Regions from separate parts of the Homo sapiens genome. Here region 2 is linked to region 1. The links are chromatin loops, found by intact Hi-C in ENCODE. Cell type or tissue: dorsolateral prefrontal cortex. All regions are shown on one strand. Links, peaks and the distances in the headings refer to the core of each region. The heading gives the core; the rest is flanking DNA.

Region 1 (9,855 bases), core at 1,856-9,855:
CAGCAAAGGTACTTGGTGAGGGGAGAGTTGAAAACCTACCAATGGGTACCATGCTCAGTGCCCAAGTGATGGGTTCAATTGTACCCCAAACCTCAGCATCACACAATATATCCTTGTAACAAACCTACACATGTACCCCCAAATCTAAAATAAGAGATGAATTTTTTAAAAAAGAAATGTGCTATCAAGCCTTGAAAAGACATGGAAGAACCTTAAATGCATATCGCTAAGTGAAAGGAGCCCATCTGGAAAAGCAACATACTATAGGATTCCAACCACATGACATTCTGTAGAAGGCAAAATATGAAGGCAGTAAAAAGATCTGTGGTTTCCGGAAGTCTAGGGGGCAGAAGGCAGGGATGAATAGGTGGGGCATAGGGGATATTTTAAGACAATGAAACTATTCTGTACAATGCAGTGATGGTGGACACAAGTCATATCATCATGTATTTGTCAAAATCCATAGACTGTAAGAAAGAAAAATATGAACCCTAATGCAAACTATGGATCTTAGTTAATAACTTATCTATATTAGTTCATCAACTATAAAAAATGTACCACACATTGCAAGATGCAAGATGCTAATCATAGAGGAGAAGCTGGGGTAGGGGAGGGGATACATGGGACTCTGTACTTTCTAGTCAATTTTTATGTAAACCTAACACTTACCTAAAAAATAAAGTTTATTTATTTATTTATTTTGAGACAGAATCTCGCCCTTTCACCCAGGCTGGAGTGCAGTGACACGATCTTGGCTCTCTGCAACCTCTGTCTCCCAGGTTCAAATGATTCTCGTGCCTCAGCTTCCAAAGTAGCTGGAATTACAGGCAGGCGCCACCACGCCTGACTAAATTTTTTTTATTATTATTTTTAGTAGAGACAGGGGTTTGCCATGTTGGCCAGGCTGGTCTTGAACTCCTGACCTCAAATGATCCACCCACCTCGGCCTCCCAAAGTGCTGGGATTACAGGCATGAGCCACCTCACCCATCCAAGTATATTATTTTTTTCTAAGTATATGAAAGTCAGTTATATGCGTATTGATGAATAATAGGTTGTCATTGTCTTCCCCCAGTCATTTCAAAGATTCTACTGTGATGCCAGTATGTTAATGCTGCTGCACAGTAAATTATCACAATCTTAGAAGTTTAAAATACACAAATATATCACCTCACAGTTTTTGTGGGTCAGGAGTGCAGACTGGGTCTCTGCTCAAGGTCTCACCCAAAGTCAAAATTCAGCCAAGAACATGATGTCATTAAACCCATTCAGGTTGCTGGCAGAATTCGGTTCCTTGTGGGTAAATGACTGGAGTTTCCATTTTCTTGCTGTCTCTCAGCTTCTAGAGGCCATTCTCAGTTCCTAGCCATGTGGCTCTCTCACAACGTGGCTTCTATTTCATCAAAGCCAGCAGGAGACTCTCTTTTAAAGGCTCACCTGATAACAGCAGGCCAGCAAGGATAATCTCTCTTTTGATTACTTTAAAGGACGTTAATCATATCTGCAAAACTACTTCACCTGTCATATAACATTACCTAATCGGAGGACTGATATCCTATCACATTCATAGATTCTTCTGCACTCAAGAAGAGGGGATTATATAAGGCATGTACACCAGGAAAGCAAGAATCTTAGGGGCTATGTAGAATTCTGCCTACCACAGTAGGCCCCTTGGCCTCCAACAATTTGTGTTCCTTCCAAAGGGGAAAAAAACTTCCTCCCTCCCAAGGTTCCCCCCATCTTCTTACAGCATCAGCTCAAAGTCCAAACTCTCATCATCTGAATTATATATATCTGGTGAAGATGAGGCTGGGTGTGATCCATTAAGCTCAGTTCTTCAAAGCACAATTCCTTTCTGTGGACTTGTGAAACTAGAGACAAGTCTGCTCCCAACACTCCATCACACAACGGTGGGACTGACATAGAATAACAGTTACAGACATACCAATACAAAAATGGCGAAAGGGAATAAGGAAATGGAAGGTAAAAATGAGTTACTGGTATATAACAATTCTGTCATTTATCTGGACAAATGTTGGATTTTTATTGATTAAGTTTTAAGATCTAGGAATAATCTTCCTTGACTTCCAACCTACCCTTTGGGCTCTTGGTTCCATTGTGAGTCATCCTTGCTTTTTCATGGAAGGTAGCACATGTTTGATTAATCTATCAGCCTGCTTCCTACCAATAGGATTTTGCTAGCTCTAAAAGCTCCTGCTTGCTCACAAGTTCCAAAGCCAATTCTACGATTTGTCCTCCCTAAAGACAGGGTCTGTCTCTGTCACCCAGGCTGGATTGTGGTGGTGCAATCAATAGCTGACTGCAGCCTCAAACTCCTGTGCTCAAGTGATCCTCCTGACTCAGCCTCCCAAGTACCTGGGACTACAGGTGCACACCAGTACCTCTGGCCCGCATTTGTATTAGTGTTTTATTGCTCCATAATAAATTATCACAAATTTAGCAGCTTAAAACAAAACAGTTATTATCTTATCATTTCTGTAGGCCAGAAGTCCAGGCAAGCTTACCTGGGTTCTCTGCTTCAGGGTCTCACCAGGCTGCAATTCAGATATTTCCTAAGGCTACAGCCTCATCTGAAGCTCAACCTGGGAAAGATCCACTTCCAGGCTCATTCAGATTGTTGGCAAATTTCAGTTCTTTGGACCTATAGGACGAAGGTCTCTGGTACTAATTCATAACATAGCGGCTGGCTTCTTTCTTTTTTTTTTTTTTTTTTTTTTGAGACAGAGTTTCACTCTTGTCACCCAGGCTGGAGTGCAATGGTGCAATCTCCACTCACTGCAACCTTCACCTCCCATGTTCAAGCAATTATCCTGTCTCAGCCTCCTGAGTAGCTGGGATTACAGGCGCCTGCCACCACACCTGGCTAATTTTTGTATTTTTAGAGGAGACAGGGTTACACCATGTTGGCCAGGCTGGTCTTGAACTCCTGACCTCAGGTGATCTACCTGCCTTGCCCTCCCAAAGTGCTGGGATTACAGGCATGACCCACCGCACCCAGCCTAGCAGCTGGCTTCTTCAAGGCAAGTGGGAGGGTCTTTCTCACCCCAGTTGGCTGAGACCAAGTCTTTTATAACATAACAGTCGTGGGAATGACATTTCATCACCTTTGATATATTCTATTGACTAGAAGCAAGTTCTCAGGTTCCAACCACACTCATGGGGAAGAGATTATACAAGGGCATGACTCATTGGAGTCCACCTTAATGTGTGTACACTCACGTTCCTTTGTCTCCATCACCCTCTTCAATCTGAGAAAAACACCTCATGGCCTTTCACATTAGTATCCCTAGTATTTGGCATATAGCCTGACCTATAGGAGCTCTAAATAATAATTCAAAGCTGCAGTTATCAAACTTTTGGTTTTGGGACCCCACTATCCTCTTAAAAACATTATTGAGGACCTAAAAGAGCTTTTGTTTACATACATTATATCTGTTAATACTGAGCGTTTTAAAACTCATTCATTCAAAAGTAAAAATCACTTATTATGTATTAACATATATAGCATTTTTAAAAAATAATTATATTTTCCAGACAATTTGTGAGAACATTGCTTTACATTTTTGCAATTTTTTTTAATGCCTGGTTTAGTAAAAGGCACCAGGATTCTCATACCTGCTTCCACATTCAATCATCATGCCTGGGTATGGTGGCTCTTACCTATAATCCTAGTGCTTTGGGAGGCTAAAGCAGGAGGATCACTTGAGGCTACGAGTTTGAGACCAGCCAGGGAAACACAGAGAGACCCTGTCTCTACAAATAAAATAAAATGAAATAAAAAATTAGCCAGGACTATGCCCGTAGTCCCAGCTACTCGGGAGGCTGAGGCGGGAGTATCACTTAAGCTCAGGAGCTTGAGATTACAGTGAGCTGTGATCGTGCCACTGTACTTCAGCCTGGGTGAATGAGACCCTGTAAGACAACAACAACAACAACAACAACAACAACAAAATCATATAGCCTCTGGAAAACTCCACTATATGTGAATGGGAGTTAAAAAGGCAAATGATGTCTTCACATTATTATGAATATAGTTTGACCTTGTGGGCCCCCTGTAGGGATCCAGATCAGTCTTTGTGAACCACTAATTTAAATAATTGTCATGCATTGAGAAAAGGGACTTTGATTCATTCAAGAAGTATTTACTGGGTCCTACTCTGTGCTGGGTATTGTTCAAAGCAGTCAACTAGATAGATCAGGTGTCTGTCCTCGGGTTGTTCACAGCAGGTGGGGCAGAAGGATCAGGGACTGCTGGAGTTGACATGTGAGCTGAGATGTGATTTGATTTGATTTGATTTGACTTTTTTTTGGAGCCAGAGTTTCGCTCTTGTTGCCCAGGCTGGAGTGCAATGGTGTGATCTCGGCTCACTGCAACCTCCGCCTCCCGGGTTCAAGTGATTCTCCTGCCTCAGGCTCCCGAGTAGCTGGGATTACAGGCGTCCACCACCGTGCCCAGCTAATTTGGGGTTTTTAGTAGAGATGGGGTTTCACCATGTTGGCCAGGCTGGTCTCGAACTCCTGACCTCAGGTGATCCGCCCACCTCGGCCTCCCAAAGTGCTGGGATTACAGGCCTGAGCCACAGCGCCCAGCCCAAGCAGAGATTTAAGTGACAAAGGGCAGGCCTATGCAGAGGTCTGGGGAAACAGTGTTCCAGGCAAAGGAAGGGGGCCCTCCAAAGTCTCTGAGCCCTGTCTGGCAAGAGAGCAGCCAGAAGTGAGGGTGGTTGGAGGTTGCAGACATAGGCAGGGCCACATTGAGCTAGGCCCAGGTAAGGAATTTGAAGCTTTAACTCTAAATTTCTTTTTTCCTCATTCTAAAACCATCCCAATAAAATTTATAAAAGTAATCAGGGAAGAAAGTGTGGGGGAGGGGACAAAAATAAACCAAGCTTGCAGCCAATTCGGCATTAATCATGAGGTCAGCTTCCTCTCTGACCTGCTTGCTCAGAGTTGTTTGGTGCCTATTGTCCTAGAATCATGCAGACCCTGTCACAAGATTATAGTTCCCTTCTATTGCTCTATAGAGAACAACTTGAACATTATGAAATACTCAGTTTTCCCTTTGAGATAGTCTTTCAGATCCTGCATACCAATGAAACTACTGCCTCAGCTGGCCTGAAGGATCCCACTGATGCCAGCTGGTCTGAGGAACCCGTGAGAAACTGATTCAGCAAAGAATGCAGCTTCCCTATCCTGATGATTTCATCTCCCTTACTCCGACCAATCAAGGACCCCAATTTTCCAGCCCCTCGCCCTCTGTGATCCTCTTAAAAACCTCAGCCCAGAACTCTTGGGAAGATAGATTCGAGGATCTCTTCCCATCTCTTTGCTAGGTGCCCTGCAATCATTAAACTCTTTCCCTGCTGCAAACTCTGCTGTCTTCGTGTAATGGGTTTGTTACTGCACAGCAGGCATACGAACCTGTTGATCCTATATCTCTATCACCTAGGCTGGAGGGCAGAGGCACGATCATAGCTCCCCGCAGCCTCCACCTCTTGGGTTCAAGAGATCCTCCCGCCTCAGCCTCCCGAGTAGTTGAGCCTGCAGGCGTGCACCACCACCCCTGGCTAATTTTGGGTTGGTTTTGTTTGTTTGTTTGTGTTTGTAGAGATGAAGTTTCGCTATGTTGCCCAGGCTAGTCTCGAATTCCTGGCCTCAAGTGATCCTCCAGCCTCGGCCTCCCAAACTGCAGGGATTACAGGCAGAAGCCACCATGCCCGGCTAATAACCTGAATCTCTTGACGGTGAAGAGAAATAAGGAGAGGGGTAAAATGGCTAAAGGATGTCTGTTTGGAGGCAAGGAAGGTCGCCCAGAGGTCAGGCACGCTCCCCTTGGCGGACACAGCTGGGCTTCTCAGAGACTCCTAAATCCTGCCTCGCATCTCAAATCGGCTTAACGACGCGAAAGAGCTGGGCGACGCGCGCGCACTCTCGCGGAAGCTTGAGTCTCGGCGCCCGCCGTAGACGTCGTGACAGAGGCGGCCCGTTGCCTTGGAGCCAGAGAGACGCAGCTAGGCCTGCACGGCTGTGGAGAGATCCTGCCACGGGCCTTGTTCACCATGTCGGTGCTGGATGCGCTTTGGGAGGATCGGGATGTCCGTTTCGACCTGTCCGCGCAGTGAGTTTCCAAGATTCCCGAGGGATCTTCAACCCTGTAGAGGGCGCCGCCGTGCGCGTTAGGGACCCGCGGGCGGAGACTGCACCTCCGCAGCTCGCGGCCCTGGTGAGGGTGGGAGGCTTGCGCCGGTCGTCCGCGCCTCGAGAGACCTCAGGCTGGTTGGGCCACTGTGGCCCTCTCGAGGCCGGCGCCGCGGCAAGAGCGCATCGGCATTACACAGTTTTGGTCCCATGCGACCTCCGGTTCCCCCATCCTGGCCCGCGGGACGGATCAGGAATGTGAACCTGAGCACGACCGGGGCCACCCGGGGCTTAGCGTCCCGTATACACCCACGTGAGCTTGGGATTTCAGTTTCATGGAAGGAACGTAGGTCAGGGACTCAGGAAACTAGGGTTCTAAAAGTAGATGTGTAATATCGACCCACAGTGTGGGCCCTTGAGCAGATGTCTTCATCATTCAAGCTAGAATCCTCATGTCTGTAAAATAAGGGAGGTGGGAGTAAGGCAGTCGTCAAAAATTACTAACCGCGCAAACTTTATGTCCTTGGTAAGCTTTCATCTAGTTATTCATATCAGTCACCAACAAGAAGGAGTCTTCTTTTGCAACCTGTTTTTGGAAATTATCATACATTAAATAGAAACCATGTTTTTGGAAAGTATCGTAAAGAAAAAGTGGTTAGAAACCTCCTACTCCAAAATCCAGGGCGGGAAATGCCGGTTGGGTTACTAAGTGTTGAGAAACGCTAAAGCTAAGATTCCTGGATTAATGGCATGGAGCTTCTTAGCTACTTCTTATCGTTCCTTATCATGGACCTCCCCTCCTTAGGTGGAATCGTTCCTTATCATGGACCTCACCTCCTTAGATGGAATCGTTCCTTATCATGGACCTCACCTCCTTAGATGGAAAAATGAAATATTGATAAATTTCTCAGGTTAAGTATAGCTAGATATCTAATGCTAACATGTTAGACCCTTTAAGAAGATGAAAGAGAAAGGAATTCGTAAAATTACGGACTGTAGTAACATATTGCGCACTTTCTATGACATTTTCTGTCATTCTTTTTTTTTTTTTTTTTTTTTTTTTTTTGAGACAGAGTTTCGCTCTTGTTGCCCAGGCTGGAGTGCAATGACGCGATCTCGGCTCACTGCGACCTCCGCCTCCCAGGTTCAAGCAATTCTCCTGCCTCAGCCTCCAGAGTAGCTGGGATTACAGGCACGCACCAACACGCCTGGCTAATTTTGTATTTTTAGTAGAGACGGGGTTTCTCCATGTTGAGGCTGGTCTCGAACTCCTGACCTCAGGTGATCCGCCCGCCTCGGCCTCCCAAAGTGCTGGGATTACAGGCGTGAGCCACTGCGCCCGGCGACATTTTCTGTCTTTCTTGTAGGGTTCTTAATCCAAACAAAAGTCCGTTTCAGTAACATTAGTAAACATTTATCCATGTTTTATTACGTGCTAGTTACTGGGCCGATAGCTAGAGACAGAAAATAATAGGAAATGATATTCATATCCCCCCGTTCTAGTGCAGGAGATACATACAGACAACCACTATAATAAATGTGGTAAATACCATTCTGAAAAAATGAGCGAAAAGCTGAGACTCATAGAAACAGAACAATTTATTCTACCTGGTGAAGTCCTTGAAGAAGAATAAATATTCATAGTATTTGAGTTGTTCCCTGAAGAATGGGCAGAGCCTTGTCAGGGTAGACAGGAGGAGAGTATTCCAGAAAAGAAGAAAAGAATTTAGCGTTAGAAGCAGTCTTGGAGCTGTAACCTCATTAGCTAAAGGCAGGGTCTGCTGCAGAGAGAGGTTGGAAGTACAAATAGATAAATTAGCCAGATTGTAACATTTTTAGCTCAGGATTTTGGACTTCAACTTCTAGGCAGCAGGAAGATATAGAAAGCTTTTAAGCAGGGAAATGATATGGTCATATCTGTATTTTCAATAGGTAGTTGAGTTGGCTTTATGAAGAGTGTATTAGAAGGCTCTTTTAGATATTTTGCTAGGTTTTTTTTTTTGGACACTGTAGAATGTATTCTGTCTGTCAGCAAGCTGCTCTTATTTCCTTTTGTCACCTGTATCTATTTGTCAAATTCCAAAGATGCTTTTCATACAGCTCTTCTTTAACCATTCCTTCTATAATTTCCTGATGTCCTTTCCTCTACTCAGAAACCTTTGGAGGTTCTCTCCTGTGCACAGGATAAGGCCTAAACCTATCAGACTGGCATTCTGAGTTCTCCATAGTCTGGTTCCTCCTTAGTTATCCAACAATATTTCTCTCACTACCTCCCAATATGGTCCTTCTTTCCAAGCTTGGCCAGCCTTCTCCCATGTCCTTACCATTTCTTATTCCTGGTCTTTAATCATGGACTCTCTTTTCTTTTCCTTTTATTTTTCAAAATTCAACACCTCCTACCAATCTGGCTTACTCCAGATGGCCCTGGTCACTCCAGGCCCCACTGATCTTCAGGTTCTTGAAGTTCTTGAAGACCTTATTTCTAAATGCATGAACATTTGGTACAGTATTATTTATGCTGTTAGCTGTTTTATGTACATATGTCTCTTTTCTCCCTAAATAGATTGCAAGCAGGTATAGTTGTAGCTATAAAATTCAAACCTTTATATTCACTTTAGGCAAATGAAAACAAGACCTGGAGAAGTCCTTATTGATTGTTTAGATTCCATTGAAGACACCAAAGGAAATAATGGAGATAGAGGTGAGTATATTTTTAAATGTATCTTATATTCCTGGTTTAATTTACAAATGTTGAATCATATTAGCTAGAGAATATATGAAACAGCATCATTTGTCAGTGTAATTGTGAGAATAGGAGAGTTAAATTCACATAAGACTTTTCTCAGATTTAAACAGAAGACAGGATAGGTATTAAACATGTAGTTTGGTCCTTCAGTAAGTCCTGGTTCTAACATCACCTTTATCCATTGTAGCTGTTAAAACTCAAGTAGACCTGTTTGCAAGGGGCATTAGTTCTGACCGTTAGATCTGTCTTCCCAAAAAAGGATATGGGGTAGTGGAATATAAGTAGGTCATAGCTGTAGTACCTGGAGCCATGCTTCCTTTTCAAAAATTCAGAAGTAATGCACCATCAATCACCTATGGTTGTCACCTAGACATGGATATGCGGAGAGCAAATTTAGTCCTGCACTGTGAAATCTATTTGTAGGTCAAGTACTAGAAAATCCTGTGAGTCTTCTCTGACTGTCACCAAGGACCAGCACAGCTGGACCCTAGAGCCCCTCCCAAACCAAATCTCCCTAAGGTTGGAACTTTTAAAAGTCCAGGCTGCCCATAGCAGCTATCTGTGGAGCCAGTGACCAGTAGGTCTTGAAAGCATCATTACTTCCAAGGAAAAAAAAATAGATGTGGAATGACAGCTTAATGTATCCAGAATATGTTTTAGTGGGAGAAGAAGTTTAGGAGGGAGGGATGTAAACCTCTTATTGGAAAGGGGTAAGAGGGGAAATAGAGCAGACTTCATTCAGGAAAGGGGGAATCAATAACTCATAGAGAAGGAACAGTAAACCTTATTAGCAGAACATGCTTACTGTAGCCCTTTGAGTGGCTGCTTGCTTCCTGAGACTTTCTTCTGACCTGCTCTGAGGTGGCATGTAGGCAGCAGGCCCTGTTGTAAGCCTGCTTCTCTGAGATTGGTTCCCCTCAGAGACCTTATTTTTAAATGCATGAACTTTTG
Region 2 (10,219 bases), core at 1,342-9,341, 370 kb before region 1:
ATTTATTTCTTAAACCTGTTCTGTTTTTTAAATGAGTACCAGAGATCCACTTACTTGACTATTTGCAAAAAGTAGCAAATGAGGCATTAACAAAGTTGCCCTGTCTGATTCTAAAACCTAAACCTCTTTGACAGTTCGCTGTTAAGTAAACCACTTCCCTGCTGTGAGGAAATGGAGTCATCACACTCATTATTACCTTGAAATGACAGGGGAGCTGTTATGGGTTGAAATATATCACCCCAGCAAAAAATATATGTTGGAGTCCTAACCCCTACTACCTCAGAATGTGACCTTATTTGGAGACAGCCTCTTTACAGAGGTAATCAAGTTAAAATGAGGTCATTAGTGTGGACCCTAATCCAATATGACATATGCCCTTATAAAAAGGAAAATTTGGACACAGACACATAGGGGGAAGATAACATGAAGAGACGCATGAGAAGATAGCCATCTGCAAGCCAAGGACAGAGGCCTGGAACAGATCCTTCCCTCACAGCCCTCAAAGGAACCAACCTGCCAACACCTTGATTTCTGAATTTTAGCTTCCAGGAGTGTGAGACAACATTTTTCTGTTGTTTAAGCCCCACACTCTGTGATCCTTCATTATGGAGCCATGCGATGATGGGGCTATGGCATTGGCTTGGCAGCATGATGGAGTGAAACACTCCTCAGGAGTTCATCTAGCCCATCTTCTTGCCTCTGAGCATCTTTCCTGGATGAGTACTTTAAAAAAATGGTGAGAAATCTGTCTAGAAGTGCCTCATAGGTGGTCAAGAACAGAGACTCTTGGATCGAGCTCCTGGGGTCAAAACCCATCTTTGCCCTTAGCATTGGCTTGACCATTGGCATATTACTTAATTTCTCTTAGTTTTCTCATCTGTATAATGGGGGTGGGTGTACCTTGGACAGTTACAAGAATTAAACAAGTAAATGCATGTCAAATACAGCATAGTGCTTTTAATGTATTGTAGCTATGAGTATTATTCATTTTGTTGGCACTTTTTCAAATTAGCTTAGGTTCATGGCAGAACCTAGCTATAAGTTGGCCCGCACCTTGATCTGTTATTTGAATGGATTGGCCAAGGTCGAAGACAAGGACAAGAGCAACACTCTGACTTTTGTTCTTCCCTATTGTATAAGTTAGGTGTAACGAGAAGAGATCCTCAGCAGAACACTCAGAATGATGAGAGGAGATCTGAGACCTGTGGGGAAAACAACCACAACAAACATCCATTCATCACCATTTTCTCAGCACCATTGTGGGGAGTCCTACCCATGGCTACAGAGGAATGGCCCAAGATGGAAGCCTGGCCTGGCAATGCCTTCAGTTACCAGAAGGATGTTACTATACATAGTGGCAAAGTTGCAAGGCCCTTCAGGTCGCCAACACTCCTCCTAATTTCAAAGAAATTACCAGCAGGTAATTTCAAAGAAAAGGGAATAGAGGCCCTGAAAGGTGAGGAGACTTAAATAATACTATGTCAGATTCAGGACAGAGCAAGAGTTGGATACGAAGAAATGGGCTTCCTCTATTGCGGGAAAGATAAGAGAGTTCAGTTACACAGCAGGAAATCTGACCCCAGAGACTGACCAGAATAGAGAACTAAGGGCATGACACCCTCAGCCCTGTAAAGTTGTAGAAATAAGATGATAATGATGATGATAATGGTTATTACCAAATGTTGAGCAACTGTTCAATAACAGCACTAATTGTGTGTTCATTGGCTAATTGTTAATTAAACTGTGTTAACTGTTTTGCATGCGTGGTTACCTCATTTAATCTTTCTACAACAACCTTGCAAGACTATGAAGAGGAGCAGAGCTCAGATAGGGTATGAAACTTATCCAGAATCTCAGAGCTTAAGGGATAGCAGTTGGGACCACCAACCTCTACTTCAGACAGCCTCCTGCAGGCAGCAACCAGCAACAGATGCCGCTAAGGGCCCTTCTGGCTCTGTGGTTGTATGTTTTTAGAATATCTAAGTCACAGCCATGAGAAGTTTTATCTTTTATCAGTGAAGTCAATTCACTTGGTCATATAGAGTTTTGAACTATGAAAACTATTATTATAAAAAATAATTACCACAATCACTTTGGAGAAAGAACAAGTTCTCATACCAAATCTTTGATGAATTTGCGTCTGATGTTTTCTGTTTTTTTATTTTCTAGAGACAGGTTCTTGCTATGTTGCTTAGGCTGGTCTCTAACTCCTAGGCTCAAGTAATCCTGCCACCTCAGTTTGCAGGCAGCTGGGACTATAGGTATGCACCATCCCCGGCTTGCATCTGGCATTGATTGTTTCTGTGTTACCATAAACTTGCAGAAATACTTGCTTTTCCGCAAGGTAATGATAGCAGCACTTTCCCTTGCACTTTTCTAGCACAGTGTAATGAAATGCAATAGAAACCACAGGAAATACTGTGGTCAGGTTTTGAACCTGAGCTATCACCCTCAACCTGAACACTGTGACAAAGGTACTGTGAATTTTTTTTTAAAAGGGAGGTGACATAGTGAGGAGGTCCTGGTCCTTTTTTAGTGTCAAATCAGCCTGGGCATGATGAGAAACACCATTGGAGGAAGACTGAGGTACCTGACTCATGGCTGTTGGTTACCAATGCCTCCACTTAAACCCAAACTAAGAAAAAAACAGGGGGACCCCACCTAGGAGGCCCTCTCAGCTCCCAGAAGCAGTCTGATGGAGAAGGGATGTGATAGGAGGCCTGCCCTTGTGAGAACTGACATATTTCCTACACTTAGCATTTTATTTGGCTCCAAGTTAGGTGACAAGCAGATCCTAAGTGCCTTCTGTTTTCAAAGCCAAGTAGAGATTGCATAACATCTCTATATCTTATCCCTAGATGGTTAAAGTACCGATTGCTCTCTCATTTCAGCAGGAAGTGAAGTAAGACCACCTACATTTCTGTAAATTGCCAAGGAAGCTTGCAAAAGGTACAGTATGTACCCAAAATAAGTTCATACAGAAAGAAAGTGTGAATGAATAACAGCAGAAAGATATATCCTTTGTTGGATACATTTTATGTAGATATGTGCTATATGCATCATCTAATATAATCTTCTCAACGACCTTATGTGGTAAGTGCCACAATGATGCCTCATTTTACAGATGGAAAAAATAGAGATGTGAGAGAGGTAAGTGTTGTGCCCAAAGACACACAGATGCATATGTACACAGGGGACTAAACTGGGACTCAGCTGTCTGCCTTGTCAGACACTTGTGGGCCTCTCCATCAACCTGTCTCTTCCCACACACAAAGCGACTTTTCAAAATGACCTATTCACATGTTCTAATTCACTTCCCTTTCTTGTAAGCATTTAAGCCTGCAGCAAAAGCAGCTGTCTGTCAACTATTTTCTTTTTTTGGGTAAGCCCACATTTACCTGTGCTACCTATGTTACCAAGAATCCCTCTTTTCTCCTTCCATAGTAAAAATAGAAGACAGAAGAGTATTTTCTAATTAATCCCAACTCTTCTGCAATAGAAAAGTGGCCCCAAAGAAGTTGAAAGGAAAAGAAAATTGAAAGCTAAAAGGTTTTGAGATTTGTTAGGAAAACATTTTGACATTACACTGGAGTGGGTCACTGCGAAAACTGATCCACGACTTTTAGTGAAGCTAGAAGCAAGACATGGCTTGTCCTGGTCTGGAGGTTCTGTGCCAGCCATCCCAGGGAAGGTAGACCCCTATTAGTGAGTCACCTCACTCGGCCCGATTGGCAGCCCAGGCTCCAAGGCTACAGCCTAACAGTTTCTCGTAATTGTCAAAGAGCAAATGGCCACATCTAAGCTGGAAATGGTTGCATGAGCTATTTTAGGGTAAACCTTAAGATTTACTTTGAAAAATCCATTAAAACATCCAAAAACACACCAAAAAAAATCCTCTCTATATTTTTATAGACAGACATGGCATATTCATGAACACAGCCCATGGAAGCAGTTTCAGATTTCGGATGAGAGACAGCCAACAGGCAGAGGGGTCTAACGTTTGCTGAGAGTGGCAGGCACTTCACAGATGCTGTCTTTACTCTCACAGGATTCTCCTTATCACCCTGAAATAACACTTATTCCTGCCACCATTTTGAAATTATCGCCATCAATAAGGTTAAGTGCTTAGTGCAGGGTCACGCTACTGGTTAATGGCTAAGTTAGGAGTTGAACCCTAGTCTCTTTAACTCCCAAATCCAACCTCTTTCCACTGCGTGAACTTGGTCTCCTCTGAATATTCGGTGGGTAAAGAAGTCCTGGACACAGATCACTCTCCCTCCCAGTGGTTGTGGTCTGGATGCAGCTTCCAGGGGACTGGACAAGCTGCTTCCTGAGCGGGCTCCCCCTCCCCACTTCCATCCCTCCCCGCAACACCCTGGCCCAGGGAATGAGTGAAAATCAGTTGAGATTCCTCTCCTTATTCCCGCACCTGGGCTCAATTTTTTGCCAGGATTAGAGCACGCAAGCTCAGTGCTCTCAATTGGACACTAGGGGGCGCCCTATGCCCACAAAATACCTGGGATCCCAGTAAGCGTCCCGCAGCCCCTGTTTGGTCATATTGGAAAGGAACAAGTCCGTCCTCTAAGAAGTTTCACTTAAATGGACCAAAATCTACCATGGTTTGAAAGAAACCTGGTTAAATTACTGGGATTATCTAGTAGGCAAGCTGTTTTGGACAACCTAAAGCCAACATACTCCTAGTTCAGTAGTGCTATGACAATACTGAACATATAAAAGGACAGGTCCCCACTCCACTGTCTGATGGAAAACCGCCATCCTCGCAGCCCAGCCATTGCTAAGGTCTAGGATAACCCGGAGTAACCAGAACACAGTCGATCAATGATAAACGTAATAAAAAGCCAATTGATCAAAAATACTCCAAGGTATACAAGAAAAATAGCCCCCATATCCAAAGCGCTGCCCATCTCCCGCGCCTCAGTTCGCTGCATTTGTTCACCTTTGTGGAGAGGGAACAGGCATGGGTGAAGTTGGCCACTTGGAGAAGCTGTTGTTTGTTGCACCCAGGAAGCCCAGAGAGCAGCAGAAAGAAGGAGCCGTGTGCTGTCATTTGGTGAAGCCTAGGGCAGAGGCCCCAGGTGCCCGCCTCTGCGCTGAGGCCTTTCAAAGCTGTGCTCTTGGCAACAGCCTTTGAAATAACTGGGTGCTGGCAACACAGGCTTGGCATTAATATGCAAATAAGAATACTTCAGGCTCCCACTTCATGCTTTTGGATCGTTTTAAAAATCCAGCCACTTACCATGACTAACATAAAATAAAGGGGAAAAAAAAAGTGGTACGACCTTCGCTTGGTTTCTCCCACCGACCTCCTTGTGCTGGAGCCAAGCACTTTTCAAACCAGAGAGAGATAGGGCTGGGGTCTCAACTAGAAGCAGGGACCGCTTAGGGCTAAGGATATTTTCACCTCCCCTTTCTAACAAAAGCTTTGGGATGAATAATAGGCACCACTCAGCTCCATCAATCAACCTCAGTTGCTCTATTTTCATTGCTACCGAGATGTATAAAAAGCTAAAGTTTGCTACAAAGCCCCCATCGAGGCCTTCAGGAAATCCCGGGGAAGCTTACTGCGGGGATGGCTGTGAGCTTGCCAGGCGGCGATTGTGCACATCGTTTCCTTACAGCCTCCTTCCTGCCGCTCTGCCTTCCGTGCCTCTTCCTTTGTTTGGCTGCTCGCCTGAGATGGGCCTGCAAGGAGACGCCCCAGAGGCAAGCACGTCTCTATAATAAGATGTGACGCGAGTTTGGGGAATTTGCTGGCTATACATCATTATAAAAACGAATTCTACATCATTATCCGTTGCTTTTCTGAGACAGGAACGTGAGCGGTAAGGCTCTCCTGTCCCTAGCGCTCTGAGAACAAGGGCAAGCACAGAGCAGGTGTTGACTAGCCAACCTGCCAGTGGCACTAGCAAAGTGCCCTGCCAGTGGGAGAGGGACAATCTCAATACAACCTGAATCAGCTGTCAAACTAAGCCTACTACAAACAGCTGAATGGGGAAGAAACAAACAACACTTGTTGAAGTCCTTAGAAGATGAATTACATCTGTTTCAAAATTCCTGGCACCCTCTAAGAGGAATCAGAGTTCATGGGCATTTCTTTGCCTTGGTATCCTCAGAGAGCAGGGGACTTCGAGCTTTTGCTGTAGGGATAGTGCCATGAGATGAAGAGCTGGAAACAGGGGAGAGACTATGTTTTAACTGATAGCACGGAACCAGGAAGAGGTAGCCTTGCATCAAATGGAATGGGATGACAATACTAACATGGATAAAAAAGAAACCCTCCCAGGTTCCACCTCTGCATGCTGGTAAACAATGACCTCCATGTCCCCAATCCACACTCACTCACCTGCACTCTCCATCTCCCAGCCCTTTACTCTCCTGCTCTGACCTCTGGCCTTTCCCTTCATATAAGACACAAACATGCACCTGCTGCTTCTGTGGACACTACCCCTTGATGGGGTTCAGGACATGCTACATCATGTCCATATGGCATCTTATGAGCACAGGGGTTCACACCTATAATCCCAGCACTTTGGGAGGCCAAGGTGGGAGGATCACGTGAGCCCCAGAATTTGAGACTAGCCTCGGCAACACAGTGAGACCCAGTTTCTAGAAAAAAATTTAAAAATTGGCCAGGAATGAGGGCTTGCACCTATAGTCCCAGCTACTTGAGAGGCTGAGGCAAGAGGATCCCTTGAGCCCAGGACTATGAGGCTGCAGTGAGTTATGATCATACTACTGCACTCCAGCGTGGGTGGCAGAGTGAGATTCTGTCTCTAAAAATAAATAAATGGCATCTTAGCATTTGAAAAACAACAGAAGCAAGAAGGTCACTTTCACCTCCCTGCCCCCCAGTCTCTGGAAACCTGTTATAAAACCTAGGAAGGATTTCCTGATCTCCCTCTGAAGCAGGTCATAAGACCTTCATTTGAGAGTTACCTTCCCTACACTCAGAGAAGAGTTACCAAGGACCCAGAGATGCCAAGAAGAATCTGAACAAACAGGCCTTGCTAAGCTTCCCTGGTTTATTACCATTAGATCTTATCTATTTGTTCTCCAATTATCCTTCTCCTTGGATAATCCTTCTCCACTTTCCATCAAACCTAACCATAAAAATACATGTTTCCTTGTTTCTTTGGGCCTTCATTTCTGACAGCTCCCATGTCACATAACACTTGCATTAAATAAATGTACATGCCTTTCTCTCTTGTTAACCTGCCTTTGTTATAGGGCCCTCAGTCATGAGCCTAGAGATGGGTGAGAAAAACGTTTTTCCACCCCTGCGTTCTACACAGAAACCTTCTCCAAAGGGTCAACACCTTTTAACACTTTTTGGATTTTATCTTTCCTTATTGAGATGGGGACGGATAGTAGGAGTCACATTTTTTAGGAGGGAAAAGGGAGGCCCAGGGACCAAAGGTGACCTTCCCAGGAACAATACCAGAGCAACATTGGAGCAGCAAGGTCTTCAGCCCCACGGGCTGAGGCTGTTTCCTGATTGAGCAGATGCGCCTGTGGGTTAACTACCCTTGGCCTTTGTCCTTTCTCCCCGCTCTTGCAGATGAGCTGAGTCATCTCGGTGCCTCGGCTCCTTCACTGGACAGGTACTACAACCTCAGGGAAGTAGTGTTATCAGCATCCCATTTTATAGAGGAAGGAACTGATGCATAAAACAGCCTTCCCAAGATCACACTGTGAATAAGAGGCAGAGGATTGAATAAGGAGGCTTCAATGCAGAGTCACATCTCTGCAACATGCTCCACACGGTTTCTAGGCCATCTCTGCGATTCAAGGCATGATACAATGGGAAGAGCCCCATAGTAAGGCGTAGGGGACCTAAGTCTTATTCCCAGTTGGCCAAAGATCAGTGATGTGATCTCACCAAGTTGCCTGTTTTTCTATTTCTTAAATGAGAGATGGAATTAGATCAGTGGTTTTAACTGTTTCATATAAGAAGACCCATTTTTGTCAATTCTATAGGGTACCCACACGTTGAAAACTATCATCTGTCAAAATAATTGTATTTATTGAGTAACAATTACTTTGTTTTCCTTTTTTTCATGTAATTGTAAGTAGTTTATTTTGTCAGGAGCCAGACCTTATTTTCCCACAAGTTAACATAAGTTCATGAATTACATGCAACCAAAAGTCATTGCCATTAACCCATGCAGCTTTGTAATTGGCTTTTTTTTCTTTCATTTTAAGTTCAAGGGTACATGTGCAGGTTTTTTACATAGGTAAACCTGTGTCATGGGGGTCTGTTGTATGGATCATTTCATTTGTTTTCCATTTTTAACTAATTAAGACAAATGAAAGGTATCAGTTTCAGCAAGGTCCTTTCTAACTCCTTTTTCTAGATTCCACTGTCTGTTTTTCTGTGTCACATTATTGATTACTTTTCTTTCTTCATCCTAGCCATCATATCTTTTTAAATAAGTCTACCTGTTTACTTGGTTTTGTCTATCTGGACCTCTAGAAAGTCAACCTCTATATGGGCCAGGAATTCATCTGCCTATTCATCTCTGTATCTTCCAGGTCTAGCATCAAGTACGTGATTAATTAATTTGTTAATTTGTTGAACTAAAGATTAAACTGACTTACTGGTATTGATGAGCCTGTTAGCTCCTGCTATTAAATGGTAAACACATCATTTCAATTTGGCTTTTTAAAGTATTGAAAATAACTTGAAGAACTCCAATTCTGCTTTTTAAGTCTGGAGATTCCATGTTGGAAATGACGAGATGGAATGACCTCTAAGCTCTCATCTGTTTCTGAAATTTCACAATCCAGTGGTTTCTTTTGCAAAGCTGACTGGGGAGATTCTGTGAAGGCTGGGCACTAGACAGTGTTCTTCCCCGCAGAAGCAGTTCACAGGGAGTCGAGGATGCTCAGGTGCCATCTGACTCCAGACACGGTGATCCTCAAGGCCAGGTAGCTTAACTGCACTCATAATGCAGAGACTCCTAGGCAACAAAACTTTTTTCCCCTTGCTGGTGAAAAGTCAACTTCCTGTGCCATTGCTAACCTACACCCTTTCTACTCAGTTAGTGTACAGATTATAGAAGTGTGTGACTTTCTTTTCACCCTCTCATTCAGAGAAAGATGCTTGGATATGTCCCTTTATGAAGTTAAGCATTAGTTTTGTAAGACTTCGCAAATGTTCTGGAAAGCTATGCATGTAGCTGTAAAGATGGGAGGAAGGGAGGATAGGGCAAAAAGAAGGGCTGAATTGTGGTGCAATTGCCATGGAGGCCTCAATCAATCCCATAGGACACTCTGAAGCTGGGAATGATCCTTCCGAGTTGTCCCAAACTGACATGAAGATCAAGCCATTGGCTCACCACATCAGCCTGACCTTGGCCTTGATTGCCCTCGTAGCCTAGAGTGAGGCAGCATCCTGGCTGAGGGCAAGTCCATCGAGGAGCACAGCTGTGAGCTCTCCGCAGCTGGGAGATGGGAACACAGGCCCTGGTGAGGAATCCAGAAGGAGCATCATGGTATGTCTCTAAATTTCATCTGATGCTGCTATCACGTTCTAGCATGCTTGATTTGTGAGAATTGAACAGAACAATTTGCCGAGCCAGGACTGTGTTGTATTTAGCAAAGGATGAATTAACCTACAAATAAAAATGACCTGGCCCTCCATGAACCAGGTTTTCTAACAGGGCAACCACTCCAAAAAGTAAGTACTAGAGGAGTGATGCCACCACAGGCTTGGGAGTAAAAGTCCCTCAGAATTTCCAACTGTTGGAAGAACTGGAACAAGGTTAGAAAGGAGTAGGTGATGGCACAGGTGGCTGGGGTGTAGAAGACGATGAAGACATGATACTTACAAGATGGACAGAGATGGTAACTGGGCCTCCAAGAACAACTGATGAAAACCGAATATACAGCCTTAAAATAAAATGTGGACCTAAATACCCAGAAGGACCCCACTTTGTAAGATTTTTCACAAAAATTAATATGAATGGAGTTAAGAGTTCTAATGGAGTGGTAGACCAAGAGCCATATCAGTGCTAGCAAAATGGCAGAATTCATAGAGCATCAAAGTGGTTCTGCTGGTGTGAGTTGACTGAAGGATACAAAATAAATTTAAAAAATAAGAGATACAAAGTTGTTCTGCAAGAGCTTTAGCACCTAATGATGTCTAAAGAAAATATGAAACTCCCTCAGCCACCTGAAGGACACTGTTACAGCAGTT

Evidence for each region. Hi-C counts contacts between places; a loop is a spot of excess contacts. Peaks named below come from ENCODE experiments on the same cell type or tissue, not always from the same donor. Only the 100,000 strongest peaks of a DNase experiment are listed, where the experiment ranks them.
Region 2: a loop joins it to region 1, with 4 times the contacts of the local background. A loop is called at or near these places in 2 of 110 quality-filtered maps.

The regions. Positions count from the first base shown.
Region 1 is chr2:169,473,475-169,483,329 of GRCh38, forward strand. BBS5 (Bardet-Biedl syndrome 5) reads left to right here and starts at 6,020. Exons shown (of 12, transcript NM_152384.3): 1 at 6,020-6,138; 2 at 8,777-8,859. The coding sequence starts at 6,080. RefSeq lists enhancers at 5,834-5,943, 5,954-6,293. In dorsolateral prefrontal cortex, for the core only: a CTCF peak has its summit at 6,148 (motif pointing right); a DNase peak (open chromatin) is centred at 5,997; H3K4me3 peaks cover 2,279 bases; H3K27ac peaks cover 1,593 bases.
Region 2 is chr2:169,105,460-169,115,678 of GRCh38, forward strand. It overlaps the pseudogene UBE2V1P6. Among named protein-coding and RNA genes, the nearest start is that of DHRS9, 41 kb to the left of the region's middle. RefSeq lists enhancers at 4,565-5,065, 5,066-5,566. In dorsolateral prefrontal cortex, for the core only: CTCF peaks have their summits at 4,486 (motif pointing right) and 4,689; a DNase peak (open chromatin) is centred at 4,522; H3K4me3 peaks cover 851 bases; H3K27ac peaks cover 301 bases.